Linked DNA regions of Homo sapiens: region 1 is linked to region 2. A link is an interaction called in ENCODE POLR2A ChIA-PET data of the cell type or tissue named here. Cell type or tissue: Panc1. All regions are shown on one strand.

The links. Peaks named below come from ENCODE experiments on the same cell type or tissue, not always from the same donor. Only the 100,000 strongest peaks of a DNase experiment are listed, where the experiment ranks them.
Region 1: POLR2A ChIA-PET joins it to region 2 with 13 read pairs; 6 of 35 experiments call an interaction of 5 or more read pairs at or near these places.

Annotation. Positions count from the first base shown.
Region 1 is chr6:15,345,273-15,353,272 of GRCh38, forward strand. The region is part of intron 1 of JARID2 (jumonji and AT-rich interaction domain containing 2); the gene reads left to right. Among named protein-coding and RNA genes, the nearest start is that of JARID2-AS1, 100 kb to the left of the region's middle. In Panc1, no CTCF peak of the experiment used is centred here; no DNase peak of the experiment used is centred here.
Region 2 is chr6:15,281,829-15,289,828 of GRCh38, forward strand. All of the region lies in intron 1 of JARID2 (jumonji and AT-rich interaction domain containing 2), which reads left to right. Among named protein-coding and RNA genes, the nearest start is that of JARID2-AS1, 37 kb to the left of the region's middle. RefSeq lists enhancers at 5,918-5,967, 5,988-6,037. In Panc1, no CTCF peak of the experiment used is centred here; a DNase peak (open chromatin) is centred at 4,220.

The DNA.
Region 1 (8,000 bases), 63 kb after region 2:
ATGTGTACCTGAATCTCTTTTGGAAGTACAAAAATTCACCAAGTTGGTACCTCCGGCTACCCAACTCTGATATGGAAACCTGGGGTGATCTGCTGTCAATTACGAGTTGCACCTCAGCTAGAGAACCGTTGTTAATTTATTTGTCCTCTAATTGAAAATCTGGAGCTCGAGCTTACTCATTGATCTTGGTCTAGTTACTGTATTCCCATCCTTTCCTGTGTAATTGAGAAAGAGCTTTTGATAGGAAGTAGTATATGGAAAAGTAATTCAACCTCTTGGAATTTTCAACTAAAATTCAGTTCATAATTAAACATATTAATTTATTTAATATTATTCGTTCCCATTGCTGGGACCGAAATAAGACCATAAGTGCATTTTATACATTTTCTAGCTTTTATAAGTTTGCTTCCTTTAAAATACCGATTTTGACTTTATTCCTCTTAGATGGAAATTTTCTGAGAAAGAATTCCATTTTCTTACGTTTTCTTAGAGTTACATGGGCAACATTGTAGTTCAGCACAGCCCTTGGGTTGCTGGGAGTCTGTTACTGGGTCATTGAGCCTTGGGTGGACCAGAAGGCTCACACTGATGAAGCCTTGGGAAGGGAACTGCCTGGGATTGAATCTCTGCTCTGCTGCTTATCCAGGTTTGCAACTTGGGATAAGTTAGCTTTTCTTTCATGGAGTGGTGATATATGAAACATACATTCCGTAAGTGTTCGTGGTTTTGTTGTCGTTCAGCTGTCTGTATTAGAAATAATGAATTATTATTCAGTGATTTTTCCTGTCTGATAAAAGTCTGTTGTCAGATGTAGATTGGACGCTTAGAGGTTCAGGGTCTTTCATCTAGTTAAATGCGCATTAAAGCATCTATTTGGTGAACATTACTTTTGTGGCATAAAATAGTTTAAATGTGCTTCCCAAAGATCCTGGCTTCCATTAAGATATTCATTTATTCATTAGGAGAGTAATTCATTTTTTATTACACAGTAGCTTATAGCAGGTGTTAGAAACTCCAGTTAACACTAATGGCAATCAGCATTTAACTTTTTTCTTTACTGTCTGCTGTTTTGTGGTTTTCCACCATTTATTCTTAATTGTCATATATAGTGGAAGTAATTAAATCCATGAGTCGCCTCCTCTTGTTATAAATGTTTGTACCCCTTTTAAGTTTGCTTGGCTTTCTCAGATTCTGGTTTCAATTAACATGCTTATGATTTTCTGGGTTTGCAGGGCAGATTAGTAGGCTTTGGTGTGGCTTTTTTCTTTCTTCCTTTCTGCCTTTACGCGTTTGGTTGATGCATCTGTGTACCTAACCCACTTCTCTGGGAGAGGGGATGTGGAGCCATCGTTTTGTCTTGATCTCCAGGAGCCTTGCTTGATTTTGTTTGTTCTGCTCTAACAACGTCTGGATGCTTGTAGTGACCAGCTTGTAGTGGTCAAGTTATTCCTATTGAAGTAATTGTAATTTTTTTTTTTTTTTTGAGACAGTCTTGCTTTGTCACCCAGTCTGGAGCGCAGTGGTGTGATCTCGGTTCACTGCAACCTCCACCTCCTGGGTTCAAGCAGTGCTCCTTCCTCTGCCTCCCAAGTAGCTAGGAATACAGGTGCTTGCCACCACACCCATCTAATTTTTGTATTTTTAGTAGAGACAGGGTTTCACCATGTTGGCTAGGCTGCTCTCGAACTCCTGACCTTGTGATCTGCCTGCCTCAGCCTCCCAAAGTGCCGGGATTACAGGTGTGAGCCACCATTCCCTGGCAGTAATTGTAATATTTTATATCAGAAGAAAAGATAGGTAGACTGTTTTCTTAAAGCAGTATTTGTCATCCCTGAGACATTTCGTGGTTAAGAACATGAGAACACATGTGAAGTAACTAAATATTCAGCAGCTACTATATATTTAAGTAGTTGGGTTGAGAATTTAGCTATAATTTATGGGCAGAATGAGGATATGGGGAAAAGAAGGACCCAGGTAGGTGGTGAAATGCTATCCTAAACCTTTTGAAAGTATTTAGAAAGGAAGTATGTTGATGAAATGCAGGACTTAACGAGAATGTGTGTGGGGAGGTGGTGGGAAGTATGGGAGAAGTGCACATGCTTGATGATGAGAGAAATGATTATTTTGTTTCATGCAAGCAAGCATTCTTCTCAGTATTTTAACCTTTTAAACCATCAGAATTCATTTTGCCTTCCCTGATTCCTCACGTGGTTGGTGAGCATTTGAGAAAAATATTTTATTTTCCATGATATGTGTTTAGATTCCTGGGTATACTCTCTAATGTATTATTGTTGAGCTTGTGTAAGAAAATGAGATGAAGAATGAGATATTCTTCACCAATTACACCAATGACTTTTTAAAAAGTAGAATTCTGTTGGGGTTTAAACATTTCCACTTTGTGTATGTTGGTGGTGATGGCTCAAAAATCCTTTACTGGACAAGGAAGTATATTCATTTATTTTTCAGAGCGGATCTCGCTCTGTCACGCAAGCTGGAGTGCAGTGGCGCTATCATGGCTCACAATAGCCTCTTCCTCCAGGCCTCAAGTGGAGGCTCAAGTAGAGGCTCACAATAGCCTCTACCTTCCTGCCACCTCAGCCTTGCAAATAGCTGGGATCACAGGTGCATGCCACCATGCCCAGTTGATTTTAAAAATGTTTTTGTATTGATGCTGTCTTCCTATTTTGCCCAGGCTGGTCTTGAACTCCTGGGCTCAAGAGGAAGCATCCAAAGTGCTGGGTTACAGGTGTGAGCCACCACACCCAGCTGCAAGGAAGTTTAGTTATTTTATTTTTCTTATAATTATTATTATTTTTGTTTTGTTCTGTTTTTTTTTTGAGATGGAGTCTAGCTCTGTCACCCAAGCTGTAGTGCAGTGGTGTGATCTCGGCTCACTGCAATGTCCGCCTCCTGGGTTCAAGCAATTCTCCTGCCTCAGCCTCCCGAATAGCTGGGATTACAGCCGCCCGCCACCACACCCGGCTAATTTTTATATTTTTAGTAGAGATGGGCTTTCACCATGTTGGCCAGTCCGGTCTGGAACTCCTGACCTCGTGATCAGTCTGCCTCAGCCTCCCAAAGTGTTGGGATTACAGGCGTGAGCCACGGCACCTGGCCAATTATTTCTTTTAATTCTATTTTTTTCTATGAATATTCTTTGCAGTAGATAATCTTTGTGTGGAGGGGTTCTCAGTATTTTTTAAATTATATTTTATAAACTTCCATGGGCTGGGACTGGTTCAGAGTCTTCATAAGCTCATAGAAATGCTTTAAAGTTTGAACTTAATTAAATTTTTTTTTCTAGAAGTTAACTTGTGGGTTTTCTTTTCCTCTTCTCTTCAGTTATACTTGAAAAGGTAGAGAGAATTGCTCTTGCTTTCTTCTCGAGTATAAAAATGTCAAACATTGTTCTTTATTCTTCGCTGAAACCATACAGGTAAAAAGCCCACAGTCAAGCTTTTGCAGACCCAGCTCCCAGCTAGATGAGAAGCAGCTGCAACAGGAGAACTAGCGTGGGGAGCTCTAACCAGAGTAGGCTTTGCTGTTTAGGTTTAGTGGTTGCTATTTTCTACCTCTTTGTGAATGGAGAGGTGGAGGCGGATGAATTAAGCCAATTAATTGGAAAAGAAATACTTACTTCAGTAGCATACCATCTGAAGCAATAGGATGGAAGTTTAAGACTTGTTAATTAAGACCATGAAAGAACTCCATGGACAATGTTGAAAAGGGTTTTCACATTAACTGTGTGTGTATTAGGAAGGGAAAAATGTTTTCACTGAGATTCCTGAAACCATATTGCAACATGAGTTTCCCTCTTGACCTTGCAGCTTATGTTGGTCTGCTTTTCAATATTAAAAGAAAAATGTGGATCCCATCTATGAAGTCATAGCTCATTTAGGGGTGATGTGGTAGATAGGTCCTGGTTAGTTTTGAAGGACCTAATTGCTATATTAGGTTTTATTTTCTAATCCAAGATGGTGACTTTTTGTTGGAGGTGGGAGATACTAAAGAAAAATGTTCCATCTGGATGGAATTTTGTGGGCAGGTAAGTTTTTAGTGTCTCCATCCACAACCACAACAACATTGTGTGCCCTAATTAGTTACGTGTGTGAAGTGGGCCTAACTGGAGTAGCCAGTGAGAATGACTTGGACGTTTTCAGAAGAATTATTTGCAGGTTGGAAAATTCTCACTTCTATTTCCAGGATTGTTCAGTCTGGAGGAACAGTACAAATTAAAGTGCACTGTTTTAGAAGTGGGACTGGATTTTGGCATTGGCAGCTCCATAATTGTAGTTTTGGCCAAAGATCACTGATGGCTTTTGACTCATCACGCGTGAGGAGCTCCTGCAGGAATGCTGAAGAAAAAAGGAAGGGATTCCATGAAGGGAAGTAAAAACCAGAGCAGAAACACCGAGCTTCCCAGTTCCTCTCCCCCACCACCCCTTACGCTAGTGCTGCATTCTATCAAAAGACAGAAGGAAAGATGAAGGCTGGGGATGCTACCTCCTTCCCGCAAGCAATGCCTTATTCTGGCCTTCAGCTTAATACATCATCTCTTCTAGCTTGAATCCTTGCAGGTACTCTTTTTTGGAGATGAGACGGACACCGTTGAAATGTATATACAATGACAGAGTTTATTCTCAGGCTATGATTCTGCGTCTTTTGCTAAGGATGTCAAATCTGGATATTCTCGGTTCTTGTGGTCCCGTATTATTGGTTAGATGAGGAAAGTTAACAGAGATGGGTTGAGTGGAAGTAGCTGGGCCCACCATGTCCTGGATCTTAATGTTGGATAAGTCTGCTGTATTGTTTGTTGAACTCTGCAAGCCCAGCATCTGTTTTAACACGCGGCTGGAATTTGGGGAGACAGCCCTTTCCATCAAGCTTGAGGCTGTGACCTGAGGCATACATCAGTAACGTCACAGAATCATGATCAGAAAGGTCTAAGGGTGAAGTCACAGAATCATGATCAATAAGATCTAAGGGACTGGGAAACCAATATGCTGTTATTTTTGTGCTGCATGTTGACCAAGCACCTGAAATGAAGGAAATAAGCTGTGTTTTGCAGGATTTCTGATGAAGGCAGACCTCACCTGGCTCACTCAGTTTCTCCGTGTCTTGAGCTGGAGATGTTAATCAAAACGTGCATCTAATCAGGTGTTCGTCTTCATTAGTAACACGGAGACTCTATAGCTAGTGGGAAGAACTTTGGTGTTACTGACTTAGCTGATTCCAAGATGTGCTCGGTATTCACATTTTAAAATGCCTAAAATGACAAACAACCCATTTGCATCAGTCACCTTGTTCTCATAGCCTGAGTATGAGTGAATTTGGTCCAGGTTGTTCATAACCTCATCACTTCCTTATAGTCATCGTTGGGCCTTCACTGATTGCATTTAATTGCTATTTAAACAAGATTCACATGGATTTCATTTCAATGCCAAATCATAGTTTAAGGTTTTTTTTTTTTTTTTTTTGAATTAACAAAGGCATAGAAACTGAGTGGCAGCAGGCTGTACATTTGATTTTAGTGAAATATTTGGTGTGGGAGGAATGACCAAAATTTCACTTTTGATTGCAAAATAACTCCCAAATATTTTTGGCAACCTAGTAACAGGAAGACGGTCCTCAAAGTTATGTTAGGTCCTCAAGGATTGCTTACTTATTCCAGGGTAGCTGGAGGCAGGAGAAACTGCCACATCCTTGTACTGAAAGAGATTTCAAAGTAAAAAAAAAAAAAGCAGATATCTTGGATTAAGGGTTACTAAATAGCAGTCATGTTTTCAATTTGAGTGGTATGTAATAAAATACAAATTTCATATTTGAAGGTGCCTTTTTGGTTAACGAAGAGGATGTTGCTGAAGACCTACTGTGCTCATCAGGTATGAGGAAAATAGAGGTCACCCCAGGGAGCCTATAGATTAGTAGGTGAGCCAAGCATTTCTGAGTAATACCAACAGTAACTAATGCTCTAATAGGGTCTGGTAAAAACTTCTCTGAGGTAAAGAGATGCTGAAAGGTGAATATGAGTGAGTGAGGGGAAAAGCTGGGAGGATTCCGGTCAACCTCTTGTTTTTGTTCCCACCAATAGCTACCAGGTAGGGATTGCTGGATTAAATAAAACTGGAAACCTTCCTTCTAGCTGGGGTCCTCATGGAAAGACACTGGCCTCATGGAGCAGGAGGCCTGGGTCTCATCCCTGCTCTGCTCCAGAGGGGTTCAAATGAGCAGATCTTTCTGGGTCCCACTTTCCTCATGTAAAATGGAGGGGTGGCAAATGTTGGTGCATGTGTAGCGTCTGATGCTAGGAGTAGGTGCATTTATATCACACAAGGCTACCGACTTGCACCTGTGTTCTGGGAGCCAATCCTATTCACCACTGGATTTAATTTGCTCTTCTTGGGGAAGTGACCAATGTATGGATTCAACTGGGAAGTTATCCTGGGCTTCTGATGAGTTGCTGTGTGGTCCAGAGAGGCACACACTTTTGTGCAGCCTTATAAAATGGGATGTTTTGGCATCTGTAGCTGCTTCCCTTGGCAGGGAGCAATGGCCTGAGTCACTCACCCTCTTGGTTCTTCCAAGTGCTCTCCACTCCCCGCTTCCCTCTGCTGATGACATACCAGGAGATTCTTCAAACTAGTGTTGACTTGGCTTGAGAGATGGTATTAAAGAGCAGTTACTACTGTACATATCCTTTTAAAAAAGGATAATCACTGCGCCGAATCTGAGGCTGTGAGGCATTTAAAATTGATGTTGATATTTCTTCCTTTTTAATTTTTTTCAGTAATAGTTCTCCCTCTTTTCTGTCCGACGTAAGGGAGGAACACAGCTAGCTCTTCATTGCAGGCTTATCTTCCCCGTTGCCCTCCTGAAATCCTGTTAGTTTCTTGAACCCAAATTTATTGACATATTATTCATTATAACAGAAAATATTAAAGGCTGCTAAAATCTGAGCCATCATGCTTAGCTGAGATTCCTGAAAGACTATAATTTTAACAAGGAAGGCTCTCTTGTTAAGAAACTATGTAGCCCCCCGCCTCTCCACCCCGTTCTTAATATTAATGTTACATTGTCCTCTGTCTGTAAGCTGTTTCCTGATAACGTGCATTGTCATTGGAGAGGAAGACTATTCTTCCCCCAGCTCAGATGTAGATTACTAAGTAAAAAGTCCCCAGAGGACCACATGACCACATGATCCAGGAATCAGAATAGTGAAGGGAAGGCTCCAAGCATGGCCTGGGAGGTCTAAGTCAGGGATACAAATGAAGCTCTGCATCTTGGGGTTTCCTTGCAGATCCTTTTCCTGTGCTTCAGTCCTTTCCACCTTACTCTCCCTTAACGTCCTGGAAACATGAAGTTGTCTGAGTGTCTATTAAGTAGTTCACTTGGCTGTCATGTAGGGAGCAGACAATGATGGTGTGCTTCCAGCAGGCAGAACAGTTCAAAGGCAGGGTGCAACCTCTGCTTTTCCCCCCTCAGACATGACTGTAAGTCTAAATTCACTGTAAATAATGTGTACAGTGGAATAAGTTTTGTAAATAAATACGCATAGCATAGCGCCACGAGGTTACTTATTACAGCTGCAAAGGGCTATTGAGACATCAATACATCTTTTGCTTTTATTGGTGAACAATACTCTGTTGCATGGATATGTCCCATTTTATGCATTCATGAGTTGATGGACACTTGGCTGGGTGGTTTCCATGTTATCGTCATGATGAATAATGGTGCTGTGAACATTTGTAAGCAAGTTTTGGTGTGGACTGTTTTTCACTTTTGGGTGTATGCCAGAGAATTGAATTTCTGGGTCACATGGCAACTGTTTAACCTTTTGAGTAATAGCCTTTTGAGTATTTTTCAGAGCCACCGTATCATTTTACACTCCCACTGCTGTTTGAGGTTCCAGTTTCTCTGCATCCTTTCCAATACTTGTTGCCTGTCTTTTTAGAAAAATAGTTATTGTAGTAGGTGTGAAGTGGTATCGCATTGCTGTTTTA
Region 2 (8,000 bases):
GTTTGCTTTAAAACATTTCTGTCCATACACCTTTCAAACATATGGTAATATTAGCATATGATTGAATTGGAAGTGCAGGGTCCAGGGTATGTGCTCTGTGTGTGTGTGTGTGTGTGTGTGTGTGTGTGTGTGTGTGTTTGAGACAGAGTCTTGCTCAGTTGCCAAGGCTGGAGTGCAGTGGCATGATCTCAGCGAACTGTAACCTTTGCCTCCCGAGTTCAGACCATTCTTGTGTGGTAGCTGGGACTACAGGTGTGCAGTGCACCATCATGCTCGACCAATTTCTGTATTTTAAGTAGAGACCAGGTTTCACCATGTTGCCCAGGCTGGTCTTGAACTCCTGGTCTCAGGTGATCCGCCCACCTTGGCATCCCAAAGTGCTGAGATTACAGGCGTGAGCCACAGCGCCTGTCATGTGCTGTTTTAGAGTAGGAAGAAATTTTTTCCTTCCGAAAACCTTCAGCCAATCTACACACCCACTAACAGCATATGAGAGTCTTTATTTTCCTCCCTTCTTGCCAACACTTAGCATTATACAGCTTCTTTGGTTTTTGCTAATAAATATCACTCATCATTGTCTTAATTTGCATTTCTCTGTTCTCAGCCTTTTTCGTTGGTCTGTCAGCTGTCCATATTTTTTTTCTTCATAACTTTTATCCACTATTATATTGGGTTGTTGGTTTCTTTCTCTCTCTCTTTTGTTCTCTCTCTTTCTCTCTCTGTCTTTGTCTTTCTCTCTTTCTCTTTTGTCTCTCCCCCTCTCCTCTCTTTCTTCCTCTTCTCTTCTCTTTTCTTTCCTCAGTTTCGCTCTTGTTGCCCAGGCTGAAGTGCAATGGCGAGATCTCAGCTCACCGCAACCTCCACCTCCTGGGTTCCTATTCTCCTGCCTCAGCCTCCCAAGTAGCTGAGATTACAGGCATGCGCCACCATGCTCAGCTAATTTTGTATTTTTAGTAGAGACAGGGTTTCTCCATGTTGGTCAGGCTGGTTTTGAACTCCCGACCTCAAGTGATCGGTCCACCTCGGCCTCCCAAAGTGCTGGGATTACAGGCGTGAGCCACCCCGCCCGGTCTGATTGTTGGTCTTTTTCTTATGACTTTTTGTCAGAGCACTTCATGTTCCTGAAATCTATCTATCTATCTATTTTTTTATTTTTTTTATTTTTTTTGAGACGGAGTCTCACTCTGTTGCCCAGGCTGGAGTGTAGTGGCGCGATCTTGGCTCACTGTAAGCTCTGCCTCCCGGGTTCTTGCCATTCTCCTGCCTCAGCCTCCCGAGTAGCTGGGACTACAGGCGCCCGCCACCACGCCCGGCTAATTTTTTGTATTTTTATTAGAGACGGGGTTTCACCGTGTTAGCCAGGACGGTCTCGATCTGCCGACCTTGTGATCTGCCCACCTTGGCCTCCCAAAGTGCTGGGATTACAGGTGTGAGCCACTGCGCCCGGCCGTTCTGGTATTTATTGAATATGTCGCAAATATTGTCTCCTAGTCTGTCCTTTGTCCTTTAAGTATTTTTTTTTTTTTTTTTGAGATGGAGTCTCACTCTGTGGCTCAGGCTGGAGCACAATAGCGTGATCGCGGCTTACTGCAAGCTCCACCTCCTGGGTTCATGCCATTCTCCTGCCTCAGCCTCCCGAGTAGCTGGGACTACAGGCATGCACCAGCTACGCCCGGCTAATTTTCTTGTATTTTTATTAGAGACGGGATTTCACCGTGTTAGCCAGGACGGTCTCGATCTGCCGACCTTGTGCTCCGCCCGCCTGGGCCTCCCAAAGTGCTGGGATTACAGGCGTGAGCCACCGTGCCCGGCCATTCTGATATTTATTAAATATGTTGCAAATATTTTCTTCTAGTCTGTCCATTGTCCTTTAAGTATTTTTTTTTTTTTTTTTTGAGATGGAGTGTCACTCTGTTGCCCAGGCTGGAGTGCAGTAGCGCGATCACGGCTCACTGCAAGCTCCACCTCCTGGGTTCATGCCATTCTCCTGCCTCAGCTTCCTGAGTAGCTGGGACTACAGGCGCCTGCCACCATGCCCGGCTAATTTTTTTTGAATTTTTAGTAGAGATGGGGTTTCACCATGTTAGCCAGGATGGTCTCCATCTCCTGACCTCATAATCTGCCAGCCTCAGCCTCTCAAAGTGCTGGGATTACAGGCGTGAGCCACTGCATCCAGCCTCCTTTAAGTATGTTTATAGTGTTTTTTCTTTCATAGAAGTTTTAAATTTTTCTGTAGTTCAGTTTGGTTTTCTTTTATGGGTTTTATGTCTTTGCTTAGGAATGCTTCTGTGACGCCAAGAATACGAAAATGTTCTGAGAAATTATCTTTCTTTTTATTACCTCCCATTGAGCTAAACACCACCCTCCAGCTTGCACTCTCCCATCACCCTACCCACTAAATTGATATGGAATTTACTTCTCTGGAATCCTCAAAAATGATTTCTTCTTTCAGCCACATATTATGGATGTCTTAGGGTTTATTCCTGTTGAAGTCCCAAATGGTGTAATTTTTCAAGTCTTGGCATACATTGATTGTTATGTCCATCAGTATTCTGTGTTAAATAATGTTTTCATACATCCCATGGATATATAGGAAACAGCTCTGGGCTATACTCCAGAGTTCCCAGACTCAGGATCCACTTAAATAAAAATCTAGGTAAATTCCCTTTTAGTTTTATAATCCTTTTTTTTTTTTTTTTGAGACGAAGTCTTGCTCTTGTTTCCCAGGCTGGAGTGTAATGGCGCGATTCCGGGTTCCAGCGATTCTCCTGCCTCAGCCTCCCAAGTAGCTGGGATTACAGGCGCCTGCCAACACGCTTGGCTAATTTTTGTATTTTTAGTAGAGACGGGGTTTTACCATATTGGCGAGGCTGGTCTTGAACTCCTGACTTCAGGTGATCCACCCACCTCAGCCTCCCAAAGTGCTGGGATTACAGGTGTGAGCCACTGTGCCTGGCTGTTTTATAATCCTTCATAAGAAAGGACAAAATAAGGTTGAAAAAGAGTTAACATCCATTATGCTATTGTGTTTACTTTTGAAAGGCAGCAAACATAAAGCTAGGAGCTTGCCCTTCAACAAACAGCTTTAGTTGGGTCTGGTAGAGTCACCCTAAGAACTGGCTCTGCGCCCCTCACCTGGATTGCAGTCACTGCTTGCTCTCATCTGTTGTACATATTTAGCATTCATGAAATTTCTTTTAAATGATGTAACTGCTTTGAAAACATTTCAGAACAATTGCATTGAATTGAACTTTTGCATTAATGTGAGTCTTTCTGGGTTTTTTTTTTTTTTTTTTTTTGAAAGGAAGTCTTGCTCTTGTTCTCCAGACTGGAGTGCAATGGCACGATCTTGGCTCACTGCAACCTCCGCCTCTGGGGTTCAAGCGATTCTCTTGCCTCAGCCTCCTGAGTAGCTGGGATTACAGGCACCTGCCACCACGCCCAGCTAATTTTTGTATTTTTTGTTTGTTTGTTTTAGTAGAGACTGGGTTTTACCATGTTGGCCAGGCTGGTCTCCAACTGCTAACCTCAGGTGATCCGCCTGCCTCGGCCTCCTAAAGTGCTGGGATTACAGGCGTGAGCCACCGCGCCCAGCCGTCAGTGTACTTTAAGTATATTTTCATTATGCAATTAATTACAATATGGGAAGTCAGTTAACTAGGTTATTACTTTGTGAAGTAAAGTTAAACATCTGGTCATAGAATGACTTAAAAATGACAAATAAGGAAAAAAATACATATATATATATATAACATGAGGTAAAGTTAAACCCAGATAGAGGGTATCATTGCTTTCATGCGTGGACTTTGAAATTGCTTTTTATTCCTGAGACCTTTTCTAGTTCTCTAACATGTTCCCCAATAAACGAGGTTAGAGGATAACAATTCTAGAAAAGAAGGCAGCATCTCGTAAGTCATTCCACATTGCATACAGTAAGTGTGATTTCTAGCCATGCATCCTTTTAAAAAAATTCATCTTGCAATAAAAGAATTTGGAGAGCCTTTGGAATCTTGTATAAAGGAATTTTGCTGGCATAAAACATGCATTATGTATCACACTTGTATTTTAAAGCCCACTTGATGAAAGAGCAGCAGGTTGACAGTGGTTGACTCAACAACCTGCAATTTCTGATGTATAACTATGAGCAGTGGGATTATTCTTTGTAACTTGGTTATATGAAGTTTGAAGTTTTTCCTTTCAGTGCAGTGTTTCCTTTTTCTTGTTTGTTTGTTTCCTGAGTCTCACTCTGTCTCCCAGGCTGGAGTGCAGTAGCGCCATCTACAAGCCAATTGCTTGACTCTCCTTTGGGTGAGTGGCTAAGTAAGTTAACAAGTACAAACAACAGAAATGCTTTCTTTGAAAATGTGAGACTTCAATAATAGAATGTGAGTTAGAATAGCAATCTAATTTTATAATTGGAAGAATTCTTTTTTTTTTTTTTTGAGATGAAGTCTCACTTTGTCACCCGAGTTGGAGTGCAGTGGTGTGATCTCGGCTCACTGCAACCTCTGCTTCCCGGATTCAAATGATTCTCTGCCTCAGCCGCCCGAGTAGCTGGGATTACAGGTGCCCACCACCACACCCGGCTAATTTTTGTATTTTTACTAGAGACGGGGTTTCACCATGTTGACCGGGCTGTTCTTGAACTCCTGACCTCATGATCCACCCGCCTTGGCCTCCCAAAGTGCTGGGATTACAGGCATGAGGTACAGTGCCCGGCTCATTGCAGTGTTTCGATTGAAATTTTGCTGGCAGAGCGTGGTGGCTCACGCCTGTATTCCCAGCACTTTGGGAGGCCGAGACGGGCGGATCACGAGGTCAGGAGATCGAGAGCATCCTGGCTAACACGGTGAAACCCCGTCTCTAATAAAAATACAAAAAAAATTAGCTGGGTGTGGTGGCAGGCGCCTGTAGTCCCAGCTACTTGGGAGGCTGAGGCAGGAGAATGGCGTGAACCCGGGAGGCAGAGCTTGCAGTGAGCCGAGACCATGCCACTGCACTCCAGCCTGGGCGACAGAGCGAGACTCCATCTCAAAAAAAAAAAAAGCGCCTCTTAATAGAAGGTAATAGGAATAACAGCCATCCATATTACAACTGCTGCCTCTTTCCCATTGTCAGAAAAATAATAAATACAAAATTAGCTGGCTGTGGTGGCAGGCGCCTGTAATCCCAGCTACTCCGGAGGCTGAGGCAGGATAATCTTGAACCTGAGGCTTGAACCTGGGAGGCGGAGGTTGCGGTCAGCCCAGATGGCGTCATTGAACTCCAGCCTGGGCAACAAGAGTGAAACTCTCATCTCAAAAAAAAAGAAAACACAAACAAACAAACAAACAAAAAAACCCCTCTTGATCCTTTCTTTCCTTGTTCTCTAATCATAGGTTCTTTTTCCTAAAAGTGCTTTTGCAATCGGGTGAAATGTGTGACCCCTTCTTAAAATATTTCCAAATACTTTTTTAAGTAAAATACCCAGGATTACAGAGGGGACCCATGACATTGAAATATAGCCATCAAAATGATAAAGAACAAATTTGTGATATGGTAATATGTTTCTTTGTCCTTTGTTGAATAACAAGTCCTCATAGTGGGTCTAATTATTGTAATTTTAAAATAATGATGTTATTTCAAGATAATCTGCAACCACTGTAAATCAGTATAAGAGTATTTGCAATTTTTTGTGTTGATACCAAACTCACACAGAATTACATTTTTGGTGTGTGGCGTATATTCAAAATATAAGGGAATGTTACATTTCAGCAAGAGATTGGTGAAAGTGAATATGGGACTGTTTCCCTATTCAAGTTCACAGACTTCAGAACCTCTGAGAATCTCTTTTCCTTCTTCCTGCAGTTGCTGCCTTTGTCTGGAGCTATCCCACTGTTGTCAGGGGAGTCTTACCTTGGCCTTAGCTTCGGTGTCATTTCCTCGAGGAGACATGTCTAGGTTAGGAGCCCATGTTAAACATGCCCATAGCTGCACCCTCTACTCATTTCAGCACTTTGAATCATGGACATTTATGAAAAGCATTGTATAATACCCACTTCCCCATTTGTGAGCTCTGTGAGCTTTCGGGGTGTGGTGACTGTTTCTGCCCCATTTACCGTTGATCTGCCAGTACCTAGCACAGTGTCACAGGCAGCCTTTGAATACTTGTATCTTGGATGACACAAATAGCAGTTGAGGCAGATGGAACAAAGCTTGTGAGAAAAGCTCAGGAGGTGTGACAGTCCCAAAGAGTGACCACCACGGCAAAGGGGAAGGCACATTGGTGGTATGGTGGCATATTAGGCCATTCTTGGATTGCTCTAAGGAATACCTCAGATTGGGTAATTTATAAAGAAAAGAGGTTTAATTGGCTCTTAGTTTGCAGGCTGTACACAAAACATGGCTGCTTAGCTTCTGGGGAAGCCTCTGGGAGTTTTTGCTCATGGCAGAAGGTGGGAGGGGTGGGAGCAGGCACCTCACATGGTCAGGAGGTGGGGGTTGGAGAAAAGGGGAGATGCCACACAATTTTTAAACACCCAGATATCACAAGAACTCTCATTCACGATTGCTAGGACAGCACCAAGCCATGAGGGATCCACCCCTATGACCCAGACACTTCCTGCCAGGCCCTGTCCCCCAACACTGGACATTACATTTCAACATGAAATTTGAGTGGGGACAAATATCTGAACTATATCAAGCGAGTGCCCAACGTTATTACTTGTTTGTCTGAATCTTTGCAGTGGAATATAAGATCCACAAGGGTGGGATTTTATATGTTAGCTGTTTATAGTTTATATGAAGATAGTCTGATTGTTTCTCAGTGGCTCACACATAGTAAGTGGCCAGTATGTTTCACATGTATTATATCAGTGTGTACTTTATTCAGGCCTCAGCTTGATCCTTTGCAAAAATGAGGGAGTTCCCTCCTAAGACCCCTTTGAGCTTCTATTGAAGTCTTTTTCTTCTCTCTACAGTTAAAGGAGATCTTATTGTAGGGCATAACTAGGCCCTGTGGGGTTACAATGGTGAATCTTACTTGGATTTTGCCTCCTGGCGAGGTGAAGAAGGGTCTACCCTTAAAGCAGCTAGTAAGCTCTGGTACCCAAGCCGGAGATGAGTCAGCTTCTCTCGTTAGTGAGCAGTGGATAGTGGAGCTCAGACTGAGGGACTGGGGGCAAGGAGCAGGGGTGGTTGTCCAAGCCACGGAGGGAGGAGAAGTGTCACCACTGGGGACAGCACAGACAAATGAATGATCTTGATTGGGGTTGGTGAAACCCCGTTAACAGTTAATCCAACGAGGTGGCACTTGAGCTGGGGCTTGAAGAAGTGAATATGATTTCCTCCAGCAGAAGGGTAAGTCCAAGGGAAGCATCGAGGGACACAAGAATAATGAAGAGTCAGCACCATAAGGCAGGGCGAGAGCAAAATAAATAAATAAAAAAGAATAATGAAAAATAGTTAAGAATGGTGCATGCAGAACACTGTCAGCAGTAGTCTGGTGTCCTTCTTTTGTGGGTAACTGTCTAAAAAGAAAATCTTTTATTTTGTTACATAAAGCCAATTCTTCTATTTTTTAAATCGTTTGTTACTATTATATTAAAATAGAGACAGGTCTTGCTGTGTTGCCCAGGCTGGTCTCAAACTCCTGGGCTCAAGCAATCCTCCCGCTTCGGCCTCTTAAAGTGCTGGGATTACAGGCATGAGCCACTGCCCAGCCCCTTCTTACTCTTTAAATTGTAAAAAAAAAAAACCATGTTTTAAGGCCGGGCGCAGTGAGTCACATCTGTAATCCCAGCACTTTGGGAGGATGAGGTGGGTCACTTGAGGTCAGGAGTTTGAGACCAGCTTTGTCAACAAGGTAAAACCCTGTCTCTACTAAAAATACACACGGGCGTGGTGGTGTATTCCTGTAATCCCAGCTGTTCAGGAGGCTGAGGCAGGAGAATCACTTGAACCCAGGAGGCGGAGGTTGCAGTAAGCTGAGATGGTGCCACTGCACTCCAGCCTGGGTGAGA